2 separate regions of the Homo sapiens genome follow, and region 1 is linked to region 2. A link is a loop called in an ENCODE intact Hi-C map of the cell type or tissue named here. Cell type or tissue: PC-3. All regions are shown on one strand. Each heading gives the region's core, and the rest is flanking DNA. Links, peaks and the distances in the headings are about the cores only. Region 1 overlaps CDC27 (cell division cycle 27). Region 2 overlaps ITGB3 (integrin subunit beta 3).

Region 1 (10,190 bases), core at 301-8,300, 200 kb after region 2:
GCAAGAGAACAAGATTCTGTCTCAGAAAGAAAAAAAAAAAAAAAAAAAAGTAGAAAAAAAAGTAGAAGAACATGAATGGCACTGTGTTGTCTTGATTAAGAGAAATGGCTTCTGAGAGTCCCAAGGCCAGACTAGTCAGTTTTTTACAGACTAGACCTCCATATGCCAATTAGTTAAGGTGACTGTGGACAGTTGTAAAGAGTTGATATAACTCAATTTAAAATCACTGTAAATGAAAGTTAATTAAGCAGTTTATAATCCATTTAATCCCATTATCATTGCTCCAGTCAGAGTGATATTTATTGGAAACTTACTACCTGAAAGATAGAAGCAAGGAATTCTGAAAATAATGTCTGATTATATTAAAAGGAACTCAAAAGCTGGTATGAGTTCATCTGTAGGAAGAAAATGTCCTACCCTTAGAATGAGTTTAGAGCACATAAATCAGGAGCCTAATTTAAATTATAAATATTTAGAATTGTAGAGGCTGGGCGCGGTGGCTCACACCTGTAATCCCAGCACTTTGGGAGGCAGGTGGATCATCTGAGTCAGGAGTTTGAGAGTAGCCTAGCTAACATGGCAAAACCCTGTCTCTACTAAAAATACAAAAATTAGCCAGGGGTGGTGGTGGGCACCTGTAGTCCGAGCTACTCAGGAGACTGAAGCAGGAGAATCGCTTGAACCTGGGAGGTGGAGGTTGCAGTGAGCCAAGATCGTGCCATTGCACTCTAGCCTGGGTAATAGAGTGAGACTCCATCTCAAAAATAAATAAATAAGTATATATATAGTTAGAATTTTATAGTTGAAGCTCACAACTTAATGAAAAATGTAGTGCTGCTGTTTATTTTTAGGTTTACAAGAAGTTAGGTCAAACGCACCTCGCCCTGATGAATTTCTCTTGGGCTATGGATTTAGATCCTAAAGGAGCCAATAACCAGATTAAAGAGGCAATTGATAAGCGTTATCTTCCAGATGATGAGGAGCCAATAACCCAAGAAGAACAGATCAGTAAGTATCATACATATGATTTTGAGTATTTAGAAAGTTACCTTTTGCATAAGGATTTGTAGGCTACTCTTTTATTTTATTTTTCTAACCATGGTGTTTTCATTATACCAAATGGACTTTTAGGGAAATTGAACAGGGTGATGTAATAACAAAATGCATATAAAGTCAGATAATGAGTCTCTGTTCTGGATCTAGTTTGCTGTGTGACTTTGACAAATTCATTGCTAAGTTTTACCTGGACCTCAATTTATGTTTGAATATGTAACCAGTACTGTTTTATCTGCTTCATAAAAATGTAGTTTTTTAAATAACAGAATGGAGAAATTTCTGACAAGATAAATTCTGATTAGATGCCTTTGTTCCAGAAAACTTGGTGAAAGGCTTTAATTAAAATTATAAGCCATGGGGCCAGTCGCAGTGGCTCAGGCCTGTAATTCCAACACTTTGGGAGGTGGAGGTGGGTGGATCACCTGAGGTCAGGAGATGACACCAGCTGACCAACATGGTGAAACCTCGTCTCTACTAAAAATACAAAAATTAGCTGGGCGTGGTTGCGGGCGCCTGTAATCCTAGCTACTCGGGAGGCTGAGACAGGAGAATTGCTTGAACCCAGGAGGCTGAAGTTGCAGTGAGCCGAAATCACGCCATTGCACTCCAACCTGGATGACAAGAATGAAACTCTGTCTCAAAAAAAAAAAAAAAGTATATATATGCCAGGCATGATGGCTTGCGTATGTAATCGCAGCTACTCAGGAGGCTGAGGTGGGAGGATTGCTTGAGCCTAGGATTTCACGACTAGCCAGTGAGACCCTGTCTCTAAACAAATTTTTAAAAGTAGCTGGCTGTGGTGGTACGTGTCTATAGTCCCAGCTACTTGGGAGGCTGAGGCAGGAGAATCATACCACTTGAGCCCAGGAGTTTGAGGCTGCAGTGAGCTATGATTGTGCCACTGCACTCCAGCCTAGGTGACAGAGCAAGATAGATGATTGATTGATTGATTGACTGATAGACTGACCCCATAAACCTTTTGAAACTGAAGGTTATAGTCTGTGTTTCTGTGGACTAGCAGGGAGTATTCTTAAAGTGGAGTCAGTGATTGGAGGTTGGGGGAAATGTCAATTTTTTTTTTTTAATGTCTCAGAGAACTAGCTAGTTGTAATTCCTAGGGCAGGAATAAGGAACTCATTAGGAAGAGGCAGTTTTGGTAGTTAAAACTTAAAGGTAAAATGCAGTAAGCTAATATCAGACCTATTATAAAGTTAGGAAACTTGAGTTGCATTTTATTAAAGGATATGAGGATTTTTAAGGGCCTTTATTTAGGGTTTTATCTCTCTGAATATAATACAATTTTTCTTACTTGTTTTCATGAACCAACAGGACATATTTGTCAGAAAACTTACTGTGGACTTCTGTTTTATTTTTAAAGTGGGAACAGATGAATCCCAGGAGAGCAGCATGACAGATGCGGATGACACACAACTTCATGCAGCTGAAAGTGATGAATTTTAACTTCTGGAAATCAGACTTTTACAACTGGATGTGTGACTAGTGCTGACGTGTTTCTTGTCCCTCTGTATACTGAGTCTTTACTCTTGAGCTGGCGGTGTCATCGTCCGTCACTTATACCATGAGTGTGCCACTTTCATTGGACCCTGACTGTATACAGAATGAAAGGCAGTGCAATATTTAGCTGCTAACAAGACTGGCTCTTTTACCAGTATGAATGACAATTTATGGGGGGTAGGGTGGGGAACTTTCTTTTCTGTTTTTCTTTAATCTCCCTTTGTTGGAAAGTATCATGAAAGGAAGAGTTATGCTTTATCTTGAAGGAACCATTAGATATGGAAAATAGTGATGAACCAGAGTTTCTTGGTTGCTTTTTCAAAAATTTGTTTTTATTTGGTTCTGTTCCTGATAAACAGAGTAACTGACCTTCATTTCTAGGTTCTTCAAGAATGGTGTTTGCAAGTGCCAGATGGAACAATAAAAGACGTTGCCTATAACAGTGACTTGATTGCCAAGGAATGTAAATTACCTTAAACTTGCAGTATCTCCCATAAACAAATGTAATGGGCATATTGGGACTCGTATGTAGGAATCAAATATCCCTCCATACAGTGTACTCTTATTCTTGGCAAGAATGCTTTAATGTCTAACCAAGAATTTTAATTTATTCATCTTGCTTCAAAGTGTTGATCATTGTTGTCTTGGTATTGCAAACTTTAAAATTGTTTCTTACCATATTGCCTCTTCTCTTTGAGCTCTGTGGGATCACCTTTAACATTCAGAGATGATAGAGTGGTTCCCCACTGAGAAGCCAAAACAAGGCCCTTAATAACCCCTTAAGTTCACCATATGAATCAGAAGGAGAACACTAAAGTGGAGAGACTTTTAAGAGATCATGATAGTGAAAGCCTTAATATAATCAGAATTGTACCATAACCTTGAATCTATATTTGTTCAAAACATCCCTTTGACTTTTCTAAGTGTTTGCTTAAGCAGAGTGTAAGAATGTGTGGTTACCTTTGGTTGAGATCCTTTCCATTCTTTTTGACTCTCTGCTTCAGATTTTTTCAGTAGTGTGAGTCACCAAAACATTTACTAAGAGTAATTGGGTTTAGGATGTTGGAAATTTTTAGCTTGGGGGAAAAAACATTCTTATGAAGGAGATAGGTTCTCTTCTGAGTTTGTCATAATATAGATTGGTGTCTTTGGAAAATGGCCACAATTTTAAGAATTCAATTATGCATATAAAATGATAATTATTGGAATTCCACAGTAACAGATTTAAACAGTCTTAAATTGTTTATCTCCTTTACTGTAATGTATTGAAATTTTTAGAGAAATTTTAGTTGTTAACATTTTATTAAGTGCCAGTGTCAGAATATAACAAATTATAGTTTCTTATGAATGACAGGCCTACAGTTATTATTCTGGATTATTTGATGGAGGACAAACTTACCTGTATTTGTTAGTCAAGCTGTGAAAATAAGGTGGATTACAAAAGATGTGAAAAAAATTTTAGTCTGTAGACTCAGTAATTTTCTATAATTTACTGTTAATCTCATTTGAACATGGATTAGGTACAATTTATAAATTAATTCAAGTCAGGGTCTTTAGGTATCAGGTGCCAGAGAGATATTTAACAGATTTCCCTACCTAAATTTATGTATATGTACTGTCTAAAACAATACTTTTTTAAAAAAAAGGAACAGTTGGGAGAAAATAAATATAATGAAAAATTCCCAGAGGCTAGCACTTGGATTCTAACACGTATGCTATTGTATTATCCATTAGTTCTGTAATATTTAATTTTAGATTCTTTTATTTTTTTAATTGGCAAAGCACAAGGTGCTGTATAACAGTGTCATTTAGAGTTTTATAGAAAGCTTCAACCTGAGTTCTGCGTTATAAAGCCTGGAGAAAGCTAAGCTTAGAACATAACTTGCTGAAGTATAATTATCTTTTTGTAGCAGGAATTTATGTGCCAGAGGTGAGAGTCTTTCTGGTACTGATTTTTTGAGACCAAGGATAAAAGGATCGTTTTGTAAGACATGCCATGGCAATGGCTGGTTGGGGGACAGTTTCCGCCCAAGCTTGGCCTATTTTATTTTTCCTCATACCTACTTTCAAAGTCATTTAGGTATTTGAAGCCTTATTTCCCACGTAGTAACACTTTCTGGCTTTTGCAGTTTCTTTTTTTGTTTGGTTTTGTTTTTTGCATGGAATGGGGATCAAACAACCCGAAGAAGAACACATTTTGATCAAGCAAAATGTTTGCTTCAAATTTCAGAAGTTTATTTTACAGAAATTAAATTAAGTAGTTTGACATCCTTTTCTCTGTTTCACACATATATTAGGTTGGTGCATAAGTAATTGTGGTTTTTGCCATGACTTTTATGGCAAAACCTGCAATTACTTTTGCACCAACTTAATACATCTATATACATATATATATACGCGCACACACTTGTTCAGAAGTTATGTTGTGGCCTTGGATTTGTTTTTCCCCTTGGAAATGGTTCTTAACTCTGGGATTTTAGAAGGTTAGAATATTTTTTCAAGAGAACAGTGGTACTCAAAAGAATGAAAGGTGGTCCCTACATTTTCTGTATTCATCACTTAAAATTTTTAATTTTTCCGAGAACTACAAGTAACATTTGAACCATGCTGCTGTTGTACCTTAAACAAAAACTCAGTGATAACCAGTATTTAGTCTATTAAAAATGCTCTTTTTGAAGAAAAAAGTTTGGAAGTCTCTGATTAGCCAGAGTATAGTATGAGTCTTCACTGAGAAATATGGTGACCCATTTTCTTTGTGAAAACCTGGGAAAATGCAAGTGTGGGTATGAAGTGTGTGTTCTGTTTGCATTGAAACAATGTAATTTTGTGTCTTCTTTTTGCTTTAACTGACTTATTTCAGAAATTGTACAGTGTTGAGGGGGAAAGTCTTTTCTGTTAATATATTTGCAATTCATTAAAGGATATGGAAAATCCAAATAAGTTACTTTTGAAAGCAATTTATAATCAAGTTGTTAAAGCTATATGAAAGCTGTGCCATCTGTATTTTAATAAGAAGGCACAGAAAAACAGAGATACAGTTTTATGTTTCACAAAAAACTAGAGCAATGTTTATCTAATTTTTTAAAACTTACACTCTTAATATATTTATATTTTTAAACGGTCATACTCTTTTTTAGTATTATTTGGAATATCAAAATAAATACTATGACAAAAACAATGGTAATTTTTAGAATACCTTTTTTCAAACTACAGAAGCCCCTTACCAACCAGCAGCTGCGAATTTGCAAGTCAACTGCTTATTCTTTGATCACGTGATTTCTGAAATTTCTTCAAAAGGGACACAAAGGTTTTTTTGTTCCAATTAGAATCTATTTAAAAAGGTCAGGATCTGAAAGAAGTAAGATGTAGAAACTAAATTTTACTCTAATTTGAAATTTTTTTTTTTTTGGTATCTTGGAGAAAGTACAAAGAGCTGAAGGGTTTTATTCAGACTTGAAGAAAAGGCAGTAACAGGGAAAAACATGTGAAGGTGGGGTGAGCTGGGCAGTTCCAAGGGGAACAATGCAGACCTCATAACCTTCCCTAGGACCTGCCATTTAATGTCAGCTGAACAAGGATAAACAGCAGCTTAGACATGGAGCTATTCTTTGGCTTGTTTAGCTGACAACTTATGGTTCATGAAGGTTCAGTATAGGTTTTATTTTTCTTTGTAAGTGCAAACTTTGTTTAAAAGCTATGTTTGCTGAGATCCTGGTCTATGGATTGTGTTACTTGCTTTGTGGATGGTATTTTCAATTCTCATCACTAGAAGGTAGGTATTACTTCATTTTACAAAACAGAAAACAGGCTCAGCTATTAAATGATAAAACTGGGCACTTTTGGCATTAGTGTATGTTCAGAATCTTATATTTTAGTTTTGGACTTCCTCTGGAGGTTTCAAGTCATATTTAATGGTAACTGTAAGTTGTCTTCTCTAGCATTTTTTTAAAGACAGTCTCGCTCTGCCCCGCATCCTGGAGTGCAGTAGTATGATCATAGCTCACTGCAGCCTCGAACTCCTGGACTCAAGCAATCCTCCCACCTCAGCCACCCAGGTAGCCAGGACTAAACATGCACCACGACACCTGGCTCATTTTTTATTTTTTATTTTTGTAGAGTCAGGGTATTGCTATGTTGCCCAGGCTAATCTCAAACTCCTGGCCTCAAGCAATCCTCCCACCTCAGCCTCCCAAAGCACTGAGATTATAAGCGTGAGTCACCTCACCCAGCCCTCTAGCCTTTTTTTTTTTTTTTTTTTTTTTTTGAGATAGAGTTTCGCTCTTGTTGCCCAGGCTGGAGTGCAGTGGCGCGATCTCGACTCACCGCAACCTCCACCTCCCAGGTCCAAGCGATTCTCCTGCCTTAGCCTCCTGAGTAGCTGGGACTACAGGCATGTGCCACCACGCCCAGCTAATTTTTGTATTTTTAGTAGAGACGGGCTTTCCATGTTGGTCAGGCTGGTCTCAAACTCCCGACCTCAGGTGATCCGCCCACCGTGGGCTCCCAAAGTGTTGGGATTACAGGCTTGAGCCACCGCATCTGGCCCTCTCTAGCATTTTTTTTTTTTTTTTTTTTTTGAGACGGAGTCTCGCTCTGTCACCCAGGCTGGAGTGCAGTGGCGCAGTCTTGGCTCACTGCAAGCTCCCAGGGTTCACGCCATTCTGCTGCCTCAGCCTCCCGAGTAGCTGCGACTACAGGCGCTCCCCGCGACGCCTGGCTAATTTTTTTTGTATTTTTAGTAGAGACGGTTTCACCATGTTAGCCAGGATGGTTTTGGTCTCTTGACCTCGTGATCTGCCCACCTCGGCCTCCCAAAGTGTTGAGATTACAGGCGTGAGCCACCGCGCCCAGCCTAGCATTTTTAAATATAAAGTCTACTGTAGGCCAATATCAAGGTCCAGGTTTTACAGAGGAAACTTTATTATTAATCAGCCAGATCTGTTGTAGTATAGTCCTTTGTTAGGGCTTTGATCTATGTGCTGCTTCTCTTCTGCCACTGAAATTGGAATATATTTTCCCTCTTTGAGTGACTAGGATTTGCTTTAAAGTAGAAAGTTATAAATCTTCAATTTTCTTTCAGTTCTTGCATTTTTATTAACTTCCTCTATTGCAAGCATTCTTTTTTTTTTTTTTTTTTTTTTTTTTTTTTTTTTTTTTGGAGACAAGGTTTTGCTCTGTTATTCAGGCTGGAATGCAGTGGCACGATCACAGCTCACTGCATCTTCTACCTCCCAAGTTCAAGGGATCCTCCTGCCTTAGCCTCCCAAGTAGTTGGGACTACAGGCATGCCCCACCACTCCCAGCTAATTTTTTGTGTTTTTGTAGAGATGGGGTATTGCCATATTGCCCAGGCTGGTCTCAGACTCATGGGCTCAAGCAGTTCGCCCGCCCCAGCCTCAAGCATCCTTTTAATATTCAACACTCTTAGGAAAAATGTAGGCCAGACGTTGTGGCTCACACCTGTAATCCCAGCACTTTGGGTGGCCGAGATGTGCGGATGAGCCCGAGTTAGAGACCAGCCTGGGCCGCATAATAAGACCCCGTCTGTATTAAAAAAAGAGAGGGAGAGAGAAAAATGGGCCGGGCGCGGTGGCTCACACCTGTAATCCCAGCACTTTGGGAGGCCAAGGCAGATGGATCACGAGGTCAGGAGATCCAGGTCATCCTGGCCACCATGGTGAAACCCCGTCTCTACTAAAAATACAAAAATTAGCCAGGTGTGGTGGCGTGCGCCTGTAGTCCCAGCTACTCTGTAGGCTGAGGTAGGAGAATCACTTGAACCTGGGAGATGAAGGTTGCAGTGAGCCGAGATCGCACCATTGCACTCCAGCCTGTGTGACAGGGCGAGACTCCATCTCAAAAAAAAAAAAAAAAAAAAAAAAAAAAAATAGAAAAGAAAAGAAGAAAGAGAAATGTAGGCTGGGCACCGTGGCTCATGCCTGCAATGTTAGCACTTTCGGAGGCTAAGGGTGATGGATCACTTGAGCCAAGGAGTTCAAGACCAGCCTGGGTAACATAGTGAGACCCCCATCTCTACAAAAAATGGGTAAAAATTAACCAGGCATGGTGGAGTGCACCTCTGGTCCCAGCTACTTGGAAGGCTGAGGTGAGAGGATCACTTGAGCCTCAGAGGTTGAAGCTGCAGTGAGCCATGATGGCACTGCTGTACCCAGCCTGGGTGGCAGAGTAAGACCCTGTCTCAAAGGAAAAAAGAAAAATGTATTTATGGCCGGGAGCGTGGCTCACGCCTGTAATACCAGCACTTTGGGAGGCCAAGGCAGGCGGATCATGAGGTCAGGAGATCAAGACCATCCTGGCTAACACAGTGAAACCCTGTCTCTACTAAAAAAAAAAAAAAAAAAAAAAAAAAAAAAAAAAAAAAAAAAAATTAGCTGGGCGTGGTGGCGGGCGTCTGTAGCCCCAGCTACTTGGGAGGCTGAGGCAGGAGAATGGCATGAATCCAGGAGGCGGAGCTTGTAGTGAGCCGAGATCGCGCCACTGCACTCCAGCCTGGATGACAAAGCGAGACTCCGTTTCAGAAAAAAAAGGAAAAAAAAAAAAGAAAAATGTATTTATGACACTTGCTAAAGATCATAAGACACAATGGGGGGCATGGACATAGGTATAGGGCCTACTGCAATGGGGTCTTGCAGTAGGGGAGAGAGATAGGACTCTGATTTTAACAGGGACAAGTGGAGGTGTATATCCAAGGAACAGAATGGGGTCAGTTGATGGAAAATTACTAAGAGAAAACATCAAAGATAAGGGGTTTCTGGCTAAACTGACTTGATAGGATTATTGCTGGAAGCTGACTACATTGATAAGATATCAAAGATGGGAGATTTTTTCTAAAATGATTTAGCAGGATTTTTTTTTCAAACTATATTCTACAAGGACAGAGAGGGAAGCCCAAGGTCAGGCCTAATCAGAAAGGACTCAGAGGGGCCTGCCCAAAGTTTTGGTCAAAGGAGAGAATCTTGTCAACATCATCAACATAGAATTTTCAATTGAGAGTAAAAGCTGTATTTGAATCCCAAACAAATTCAGGGAAAGAAAAAGCTGTATTTGAAAATTCAAGGCCTTGAAAATGCAGAATTCAGTTTGAATAAGAAAGGGAATAATAGACCCAGTGCTTTGGGAGACTGAAGCAGGAGGATCCTTTGAGGCCAGGAGTTCAAGACCAGCCTGGGCAAGGTAGGGATACCCCGTCTCTACAAAAAAAAAAAAAAAAAAAAAAAAGGAAAAATTTGCTGGGCATGGTGGCATGTGACTTTAATCCCAGCGACTTGGGAGGCTAAAGTGGGAGAATCATCTGAGCCCAGGGAGGCTGTGGCTGCAGTGAGCCATGATTGCACCACTGCACTCCAGCCTGGGTGACAGAGCCAGCACTTTGGGAGGCCAAGGTGGGTAGATTGCGAGGTAAGGAGTTCAAGACCAGCCTGGCCAAGATGATGAAACCCCACTCTACTAAAAATACAAAAATTAGCCAGGGATGGTGGCGGGCACCTGTATTCCCAGCTACTCGGGAGGCTGAGGCAGAGAATTGCTTGAACCCAGGAGGCAGAGGTTGCAGTGAGCCGAGAAAAAAAAAAAAGAATAGATTTGCTGTGACCAATTTT
Region 2 (11,174 bases), core at 2,731-10,730:
TATGTGTCTTTCTGTGCCTGGCTTTTTTCACTTAGTATGTCCTCCAAGTTGATTCATGTTGTCACAAATGACAGAAATTCTTTTTTAAGGCTGAATAGTATCCATTGCATATGTTGATTCATGTTGTCACAAATGACAGAAATTCTTTTTTAAGGCTGAATAGTATCCATTGCATATGTTTACTACATTTTCTTTATCCATTCATCCATCGATGGACACAGGTTGATTCCATTATCTCAGCGATTGTGCATAATGCTGAAATGAACATGGAAGTGCAAATAAGTCTTTGATATACTGATTTCAGTTACTCAATATATGCCCAGAAATAGCATCGCTGGATCATATGGTAGTTCTATTTTTAATTTTTTGGGAAACCTCCATATAGTTTTCCATAATGGCTGTAATAACACTAACAGTGTAAAAGGTTTCTCCACATCCTCAGCAACACATTTTTTTCATCATTTTGATAATAGCAATTCTTTTTTTTTTTTTTTTTTTTTTTTTTTGAGATTGAGTCACTCTGTTGCCCAGGCTGGAGTGCAGTGGCACAATCTCAAATCACTGCAACCTCCATTCCTGGGTTCAAGCAATCTTCCTGCCTCAGCCTCCCAAGTAGCTGGGATTACAAGCATGTGCCACCACACTTGGCTAATTTCTGTATTTTTAGTAGAGATGGCGTTTCACCATGTTGGCCAGGGTGGTCTCAAACGCCTGACCCTCAAGTAATCTGCCCACCTCAGCCTCCCAAAGTACTGAGATTACAGGTGTGAGCCACCACACCCAGCTTAATAGCCATGCTAACAGGTGTGAGGTGATATTGTAATCTTATTTTGCATTTCCCTAATAATAGTGATTTTTTTTTTCGCAAACCTGTTGGCCATTTGTATGTCTTCTTTTAAGAATGGCTGTGTCAGGCTGGGCATGGTGGCTCACACCCATAATCTCAGCACTTTGGGAGGCCAAGGTGGGAGGACCGCTTGAGCCCAAGAATCTGAGACCAGCCTGGGCAACATAGTGAAGCCTCATCTCTACAAAAAAAAATTTTTTTTAAAAGTCTATTCAGATTATTTGTCTATTTTTAAAATCAGGTTATTTGCTTTCTTGCTACTGAGTTTCTTGTATATCTTGGATATTAACCTCTTGTCAGATGTATAATTAGTAAATATTTTCTCCCATTCAGCAGGTTGTCTCTTCACTCTGTTAACTGTTTCCTTTGATGTGCAGAAGTTTTTAGTTTCATGTAATTCCATGTGTTTATTTTTTGTTTTCTCGCCTGTGTTCTTGAGGTCATGTCCAAAAAAATGCCCAGACCAATGTAGTGGAGCTTTCCGCCTGTTTTCTTCTAGTGGCTTTCTTCTATTTTTTCTTCTAGTAGCTTTCCCTCTATGTTTTCTTCTAGTAGTTCCAGTCTTACAGGTAAGTCTTTAATCCATTTTGACTTTTGTATACGGTGTGAGATAAGGGTCCAATTTCATTTTTCTACACATGGATATATGGTTTCCCAACAGTTTTTATCAAAGAGATTCCTTTCCCCATTGAGTGTTCTTGGCTCCTTATCAAAATTCAATTGTCTGTAAATTCTGGACTCTCTAGTATGTTCTATTGGCCAATGCATCTGTTTTTATGGAATACCATGCTGTTTTGATTACTGTAACTTTGTCGTTTATTTTAAAGTCAGGGACTGTGATGCCTTCAACTTTGTTTTTTTTTTGCTTTTTTTTTTTTGAGATGGATTCTGGCTCTGTCTCTCAGGCTGGAGTGCAGTGGCACAATCTCGGCTCACTGCAACCTCCACCTCCTGGGTTCAAGTGATTTTCCTGCCTTAGCCTCCCAAGTAGCTGGGACTAGAGGCGCGCACCACCACGCCTGGCTAATTTTTTTGTATTATTAGTAGAGACGGGGTTTTTTTTTTACCATGTTGGCCAGGCTGGTCTTGAACTCCTGATCTCATGATCTGCCCGCCTCGGCCTCCCAAAGTACTGGGATTACAGGCGTGAGCCACCACACCTGGCCCAACTTTGTTCTTTTTGCTCAAGATTGCTTTGGTTATTTGGGATCTTTTACGGTTCCATATGAATTTTAGGATTTTTTTATTTCCATGAAAAATAACTCTGGAATTTTGATAGGAATTGCATTGAATCTATAGATCACTTTGAGTAGCATGGGCATTTTAATTATATTAATTATTCCACTCCAAGAACATGGGATGTCTTTTCGTTTATTTGTGTTTTTTCCAATTTCTTTCATCAGTGTTTTTTAGTTTTTAGTATAAAGATCTTTCACTTTCTTGGTTAAATTTACACCTTTTTTGTTTCAGTTTTGGTTTTTGCTAATATAAGTAGAATTATTTTCTTAATTTCTTTTTTGGATTTGTTGTTGGCCTCTAGAAATGCTGCTGATTTTTGTGTGTTGACTGTGTACAGCAATTTTACTGACTTTATTAGTTCTAACAGTTTTTTGGTGGAGTCTTTTGGGTTTTCTATATATAAGATCATATTGTCAACAAAGAGAAAATTCCAATGCTTCCTTTCCTATTAAGATGCCTTTTATTTCTCTTGCTTAATTATTCTGACTAGAACTTCCAGTGCTATGTTGAAAAAAAAAAAAGCAGTAAGAGTGGGCATCCTTTTCTTGTTCCTGATCTTAAAGGAAATGCCTTCAACTTTTCACTGTTGAGAATGTTAGCTGTAGGCTTATCATATATGACCTTTATTGTGTTGAGGTACGTTCCTTCTATACCTAATTTGTTGAGAATTTTCATCATGAAAGGATGTTTAATTTCATCAAATGCTTTTTATGTATCTATTGAAATGATCATATGATTTTTGTTTATGTGGTGTATCACATTTATAGATTCCCATATGTTGAACCATACTTGCATCCCAGGGATAAATCCCACTAGATCATGGTGAATTATTCTTTGAATGTATTGTTGAAGTCAGTATGCTAGTATTTTGTTGAGGATTTTTGTATCTATACTCATTAGGGATATGACCTGTAATTCTTTAGTGCTTTTTAAATGTATATAGTTTATCTCCCCAAAGATTCTGAAATATCTGAGTGCTGAGACCATGTCTTTTATTTTTGTAAATACCCCTCAATCCACCCTCCATCACCCGCTTTCCCACTCCCCACGCCTGTTGTGTTTAAGGATGGTACCTCGGAGTACTGTTCAATCAGGCAAAGACTCTCTAAAGATTTTAAGAGTGGCTGGGTGCAGTGGTTCACGCCTGTAATCCCAACACTTTGAGAGGCCGAGGTGGGTGGATCACCTGAGGTCAGGAGTTGGAGACCAGCCTGGCCAACATGGTGAAACCTCATCTCTACAAAAATACAAAAAAATTAGCCGAGCGTGGTGGCGGGTGCCTGTAATCCCAGCTACTCAGGAGGCTGAGGCTGGAGAATTGCTTGAACCCGGGAGGCGGAGATTGCAGTGACCCAAGATCTCGCCACTGCACTCCAGCCTCGGTGACAGAGTAAGACTCCGTCTCAGAAAAAAGATTTTAAGAGTATGGCTCACAGGTCCTCTCATTCAAACAATAGGGCTTCTAAGAAACTTAAGGTCTTTGTCCTTCAGCAGAAGCCCAAGGTAGAAAAAGACATATCTCAAAGGTATTTGCTGCCATGGCTTTTGTCTCCTGGACTAAAACCCAGTAAGATTCACAGTAGATTCAAAAATTGTTTTAAGAGAATTGTATTGTCAGAAATACTGTCAGCTTGAGCTGAAAAAGAGTACAAAAAGGAAAGGGGCCTTTGGACCCTTTCTACAAACGCATTTCTACAAACAGGAAGCAGGCTAAGAAAACTATTTAGGTCCAAACACATCTCCCTTTCACACAAAAAAGGATGACTTAGAGGATAAAACCAAGAGCCCAGAAGGTGGAACCAAAAGCCATAGGGAGTTATTCCCAGGCTTTGAGTGTAGAACTGCAAACCTGTACTCAAATGGATTTCAGAATTGCTATGAACCAGTGACTTCTGTGCACCTTGGTTTCCACCTGTTGGAACAGGAGTGTCTATAGCAGTTATCTCCCTGCCCCTGCTGTTTTACATTGGTTGCTGTGGGGAAAGGAGCATATGACCTTTTTCTTTTTGTTCGCAGAACTTCAGATTGAAAAGCATGTACTTGAGTAGCTGTATTTAAGGAATTACACCCAAGAAGTCTCATCTTCCCTGGACTTACGTAGAGGATAAGATTCTGAACTTTGAATTGATGCTATAATGGGATAAGACTTTGGGGCCTTAGAAGGGGTAAGTTTATTTTGCATGTGGGAGAACTATAAATAATTTGTGACCAGAGGGTTGCCTGAGGTAGTCTTAAAATATGTCCACAAACACTTTGATATTTGTATTCATTTCCTATGCTGTGGTAACAAATTACCACAAACTTAGTGGCTTAAATAGCACAAATTTATCATCCCAAGTTTCTGGAGGCCAGAAGTACAAAATGAGCCTTACAGTGTTAAAATCAAAGGCTGCATTTCTTATTGAGGCCGTGGAAGAGAATCCATTCTTTGCCTTTTCCAACTTCTACGGGCTGTATACATTGCTTGACTTATGGCCATATCAGTCTGACCCACTTCCATTCACTCTCACTCTGGCCCCCCTAACTCCCTCTCTTTTTTTTTTTTTTTTTTTTTTTTGAGACAGAGTATTACTCTGTCATCCAGGCTGGAGTGCTGTGGCACAATCTCGGCTCACTGTAACCTTTGCCTCCTGGGTTCAAGCGATTCTTATGCCTTGGCCTCACAAGTAGTTGGGATTACAGGTGCGTGCCACCATGCCCAACTAATTTTTTTGTATTTTTAGTAGAGACAGGGTTTCGCCATGTTGGCCAGGCTGGTCTCAAACTCATGGCCTCAAGTGATCCAACCACCTCAGCCTCCCAAAGTCCTGGGATTACAGGCATGAGCCACTAAGCCCAGCCCTGACCCCCTCTTATAAGGACACTTGTGATTACATTGAGCCTCCCCAGATAATCCAGGATGATTGCCTCATCTAAAGATCATTAATTATGTCAACAAAGTTGTTTGTTCCACGTAAGGTAACATATTCACAGGTTCTGGAGATGGGGATGTGGCTGTCTTTGGGGGGCAATGATTCTGTACACAATGCTCCTCCCTTCAAGAGGTGGCATCTATTTCCCTCCTCTTGAATGTTAGCTGGATTTAGTGGGCTACTTCTAATGAATAGTGTATGGCAGAAATTATGGTGTAACACTTACAAAACTAAGTCATAAAAAAATTGTAGCTTCCTCCCTGTTCTCTCTTGGATTACTCCCGCTGGGAGAAACTAGCTGACATGTCATGCAGACACTCAAGCAGTCCTATAGAGATATCCAAGTGGTGAGGAACTAAGGTCTATTGCCAATAGCCAGCATGGAATTGATGCCTCCTGCCAACAGCCATGTGAGTAAGCCATCTTAGAAAAGGATTCTCCAGCCCTTTTTAGCCTTCAACCGACTACAGCCCTGGCCAACAGTTTGACTCCAACCTCATGAGAGTCTCTGAGCCAGAACCACCCAGCTAAGCCATTCCTAAATTCCTGACCACAGAAACAGCAAGATAATGTTTGTTGTTTTAAGCTACTAAATTGTGGAGTAATTTCTTATGCAGCAACAGATAACTAATACAATCCCCACTGGGTGTGGTGGCATGCACCTGTAGTCCCAGCTACGTGGGGAGGTTGAGGTGGGAGGATTGCTTGAACCCAGGAGTTCGAGTCCAACCTGGGCAACAAAGCAAGACCTTACCTCCTTAAAAAAATTTTAAAAATAAATAAAATAATACAATCCCCAAGGTCACATATTGAGCTATGAGGGCTACTTAACTTCTAGGTATTAACTCTGCATTCCCGCCTGCAAGATGAAGGAAATGGAGAAAAGTATGTTCCTTCCCTTAAACAGCATTTACTGGAAGTTGCATACACCTCTTTCATTTACATCTCATTGTCTATGAGATGGACATGGCACATGTAGCTACAAGATTTTTGCATGCTCTTTGTATCTAGCAACTTTACTAAATTTGCTTATTAGTAATAAAAGAATATTTATTCTGGGCAACCATGTGCCCAACTAAACAGCAGAAGTTCTAATATTATGTGAGAAGGAGAAAACATACTGGGCACAATCAGCAATCTCTGTCACAATGGTGAGTGTAAGGGTCAGGAAAGGCAAAGTCCAGCACACACCCATCAACATTTTTTTCCAATTTCTTAACGAAGTATTTCCATTGGCCACCAAAGCGATATTTACACATCATCACTGTGATCTCTCCAAAGAATCAAGCCAATTCTGTATGAGTCACTGGAAAATCCAATTACTATACTAAAATGAAATCAATTGTGAAACGTTTTCCTTACAAGTTCTTATTGGGGACACTGCTAAAGAATAATTTAAAATGGACATTTTGTTTAAAGGCTCCTAAATTTTCTAAATGGTGCTTTCTGTGAGCAATCTTTGATGTGTCAGAAAATATACAGCTGATGAAAGTGTTTCCTTTATGCAAGGAGTTGGAGGGGCTTCATTATAACATTAGCAGCCTCAAGGAAGGCAGTCATGTTCCTGACCTCTTCATTTTCTTTTCACATACAAACCATTCTTAGGTAGCCACATTAAGTGGATTTTTAAATTTTTATGTAATGATATACTTAACCCTAATCACAAGCTTCTAAGACTGCCTCCTTGCATGTTTTAACCAAACTAAAACAAATTAGGAATATATACTTCCATAAATATATTGTATTATAAAACCAATTAGAAATGATTTTTAAATGGCTTATTTGCAGAGCATACGTTATGGTTCCATTATACTGTGAAAACTGAGTAATTCCCAGGCAATCTGCTTGTAATTGGTCCCAGTGGCCATTAGATGGCTCTGTTACTGTAGAGTTTGGACTACCGAAGCCAAGCGTTAAAGGATTACAAATGTGGCTTGACATATAGCTTTTCATCTCATTTTACATAAGATCCTCTATTTTCATCCAGACATTTAGTCAGCAGTTACCAAGACGTAAATAAAACATAGTGAATCTCACAAGATTTCACCATAAAAGGTCTCAGTCTATGTTCACGTAATCTCTTAATGATGTCATGTATTGTATTATGCTCAAAAAATGTACATTATGTTAGGAATTTAAGACTCAGGCCAGGCACCGTAGCTCACACTTGTAATTCCAGTACTTTAGGAGGTAAAGGTGGAAGGATTGCTTGAGCCCAGGAGTTTGAGACCAGCCGGGGCAATATAGTGAGACCTCATCTCTACAAAAAAATATGTATTTAATTAGCCGAGTATGGTGGCATGTGTCTGTAGTCCCAACGCTTTGGAAGGCCAAGGCAGGAGAATCCCTTGAGCTTGGGAGGTCAAGGCTGCAGTGGCCATGATGATGCCACTGCATTCTGGCAACAAAATGAGATCCCGTCTGAAAAAAAAAAAAAGGACTTAAAGACAAAGATTATGTTATCAGTGTTCTGTAAGGTACTTCAGTCCCACACTGTTGGTGTTCAATAAATTTTAAACAGCCTTTTGGCTGTAAAGTAAAAAATTCTAAGTATTATTCTAGCATCCTATAGGATGATAATGTTAATAATTAAGATTTTGATCCTATCTCCTGTGAATAAATTCTGTAAGAATATTTCCTTGCTTGTGTCTTAGTACACATAAAAAGTATCCTGTTAGTTTTTCCCCAGGATTCTATTCTTCCAGTTTTTCATGGGAATTTGTGGTCATGAGTGAAAGCAAGATACCCAAGATCATTTAACCTGGAAAATAGGTCAAAGTAGATTTTCATTTTGTGTGGGTGGATATTTCATCTTCTGAGTATGTCAGGCAAGGTTTGCTATTAACTGTATATAGTAACTAAGCTGCCTTACTATAAAGTTCTTTCTAGGCAAGAAGGCTAAATATGTGATTCCTTAAATCAGTTGTTCTTAAACTTGAGCATGAATTAGAATCACCAGGGAGGCTTCTTAAAACAGATCATGGGTCCCCACTCCCAGATTTTCTGATTCAGCAGCTGTGGGGTGGGGCCTGTCAATTTTCATTTCTAACAAGTTTCCAGCTGATATTGATGTTGCTGGTCTTGGGACCACACTTTGACACCCACTGCCTTAAATAAAATTTAGGCATTTAAATGGTCCTGTAAATAATTTGCCATTAAGCTATTATTTTATCCATTTATGCTTCCTACAAACAAAATCTAGGCTACACTGGCAGTCTGTTCTTTTGAGGTTGCACAAGTTCCTAAATAATACCCAATTAAAAAAAAAAAACCGCAAACTCTTAGAACAGTAATAACCTACTCATTTAAAAAATATTAAGTCTAAAGAGGGCCGGGCCTGGTGGCTCACACCTGTAATTCCAGCATTTTGGGAAGCCGAGGCCGGCGGATCAGTTGAGGTCAGGAGTTTGTGACCAGCCTGGCCAACATGGTGAAACCCTGTCTCTACTAAAAATACAAAAATTAGCCGGATGTGATGATGCACACCTGTAATCCCAGCTACTCAGGAGGCTGAGGCAGGAGAATTGCTTGAGCCCCGGAGGCAGATGTTGTAGTGAGCAGGGATCACACCACTGCACTCCAGCCTGGGCAACAGAGAGAGACTCCATCTCAAAAATAAATAAAAATACAAAAATTTGCCAGGTATGGTGGTGGGCGCCTGTAATCCCAGCCACTCGGGAGGCTGAGGCAGGAGAATCTCCTGAGCCCAGGAAGCAGAGGTTGCAATGAGCCGAGATCGCGCTCACTTCACTCCAGCCTGGGCAACAGAGCGAGACTCCATCTCAACAACAACAACAAAAAAATCTAAAGAGAAGCTCTGGATTCTGAAGCTAGCTTCAGTACCCATAGTAGTCATCATTCTGTTACATTTGGAAACATGCTTGTTCTAAAATAATCATTTCTGAGTCAATGACACCTATTCTTTTCATCCAAAGGAAACAGAAATAACAACACAGGAAGCACTGAGCAGCCTTAGGCCAATTCTTTTTGGAAAGTACATTTAATTTACTGTTGCACAAACCCAAACAGAGAAGGTGGTTAGGAAGTGAGGAAGGCACTTAAGAAATTTCAACCACAGCCGGGGGCAGTGGCTCACGCCTGTAATCCCAGCACTTTGGGAGGCCGAGGCGGGAGGATCACGAGGTCAGGAGATCGAGACCTTCCTGGCTAACACCGTGAAACCCCGTCTCTACTAAAAATACAAAAAGAAATTAGCCGGGCGTGGTGGCAGGTGCCTGTAATCCCAGCTACTCGGGAGGCTGAGGCAGGAGAATGGCGTGAACCCGGGAGGCGAAGCTTGCAGTGAGCAGAGATCGTGCCACTGCACTCCAGCCTGGGTGATAGAGCAAGACTCTGTCTCAAAAAAAAAAAAAAAAAGAAAAGAAATTTCAACCAGGAATACTTAACAAAGAAAAAGAGGCCTTTGGACCCCATTAAAATCATGGATGACTGGCCGGGCACAGTGCTTCACACTTGTAATCCCAGCACTGTGGGAGGCCGAGGAAGGTGGATCGCCTAAGGTCAGGAGTTCGAGACCAGCCTGGCCAACATGGTGAAACCCCGTCTCTACTAAAAATACAAAAATTAGCCGGGTGTGGTGGCGGGTGCCTGTAATCCCGGCTACTGGGGAGGCTGAGGCAGGAGAATGGCTTGAACCTGAGAGGCAGAGATTGCAGTGAACTGAGATCTTGCCATTGCATTCCAGCTTGGGCAACAAGAGTGAGGCTTTGTCTCAAATTAAAAAAAAAATCATGGATGACCTGGGAATCTCAGAGAAGTAAAGAACTGACTCCTAATATGGCAACTTGTCAGGAATATTCAAAGTTTTCCGTTATTGTCCACAGATCCTGAGACTGGACATAAATTTTCTCCAAAAGAGCTAGACACAATCCCTTTGTGCCGTGTTATCTGATGCCAGAACACTGTTTAGCTGTTCACCCCACAGGCCAAAACTGCTATTTGCTACCTCATGAATGCAGCTACAGGTTATCCCCACATATTGACAAATAATATTGGTCTTCAAGACCTGTGAACTTCATTCCAGTAGCTCAGACAAGATTCCTGATTTGATTCACCTGTTAAATACATTTTCTTCCCCCTTTGATACAGTTTCTTCATATAAAACATCTTATCTAAAGAAAATGTCCCATTAACACTCTCATGGACTCTGTCTTAGTAACTGAAGATTATAATCACAGGCGTGAGCCACCACACCTGTCTTAGTAGCTGAAGGTTATAATTACAGGCATGAGCTTCCACACCTGTTCCCTGCCACTATTTCTAAGGACTTCTTGGATCCATGACTATCCCTCCCCGCCCCCTATTTATCCCTCTACCATACTGCCATTCCCTACAGTAAGGAGTAATCCATGGGTGAGACAGGGCTCAGTCATTGCCCCATATCTAATTCCAAGGCTTATTCTCAATGTTAACACAATAATACAGAATAGATATTTCAGCTACTTATGGATTCCTCTTCCCTAATATGTGGATGCAAATGTGTGCAAAGTGAAGAAAGAAATAATAACTAAATGAAGCTTAAGTGCTACATCAGGAGAGACGTAACTATTAACAAATGTTGGAAAACGGGTTTGGAGAGAGGATAGAATGAGACTTTCATTGAGAAAGGTGATATGGAATGACATCTGCTCTTGCCAAAGCCAGGTCTCTCAGATCTCCCAACTAAAAACACAAACAGTATCAATATCCCAGAGAATCTTAACCGCACATTTGATGACACAGTAAGTCCCAGCATCTTAGAATGTTGATACTGAAAGAGACCTTCAAGACTGGCTGCTAAAATCCCATCATTTCTCAAACTAGAAAACAGCTTTAAGAAGAAGAAAGTGACTTGCCTTAATTAAAGATTATTTAGCTGTAACACTGAGGCCAGAGCTCCAGTTTTCTGCTCATGGAACAAATGTTGATAAGTCTTTCTTTTTTTCTTGGGCATTTGGGGGTGGCTTTTAATGTTGGATGTATGTCAACACCAATGGAGCCACTGCTTTTCTGGGACAAAAGAACAGTCCCTCTTCCTCAGGAAAGGTCCAATGTGTCCACACATCTATCCCCATAGCCTTCTATCATGAGAGAGCCCCTCACAGATCCAGCCACTGGCCAGTGACTTGCTGTGAATGATGCCAAGTGGGAGTGTCTGTACCCTGCCCAAGTCTGTG

The links. A loop is a pair of places that touch in the nucleus more often than their neighbours do. Peaks named below come from ENCODE experiments on the same cell type or tissue, not always from the same donor. Only the 100,000 strongest peaks of a DNase experiment are listed, where the experiment ranks them.
Region 1: it touches region 2 in a loop (4-fold over the local background); 2 of 110 quality-filtered maps call a loop at or near these places.

Annotation. Positions count from the first base shown.
Region 1 is chr17:47,113,262-47,123,451 of GRCh38, reverse strand. It overlaps CDC27 (cell division cycle 27), which reads left to right. Exons shown (of 19, transcript NM_001256.6): 18 at 852-1,008; 19 at 2,435-5,749. The coding sequence ends at 2,517. Among named protein-coding and RNA genes, the nearest start is that of CDC27, 71 kb to the left of the region's middle. RefSeq lists an enhancer at 3,042-3,652. In PC-3, for the core only: no CTCF peak of the experiment used is centred there; a DNase peak (open chromatin) is centred at 3,561; H3K27ac peaks cover 689 bases.
Region 2 is chr17:47,311,549-47,322,722 of GRCh38, reverse strand. ITGB3 (integrin subunit beta 3) reads right to left here. Exons shown (of 15, transcript NM_000212.3): 15 at 8,980-11,174. EFCAB13-DT (EFCAB13 divergent transcript) reads left to right here. Exons shown (of 3, transcript NR_110880.1): 2 at 4,103-4,251. Among named protein-coding and RNA genes, the nearest start is that of EFCAB13-DT, 6.8 kb to the left of the region's middle. In PC-3, for the core only: a CTCF peak has its summit at 6,867 (motif pointing right); a DNase peak (open chromatin) is centred at 6,882.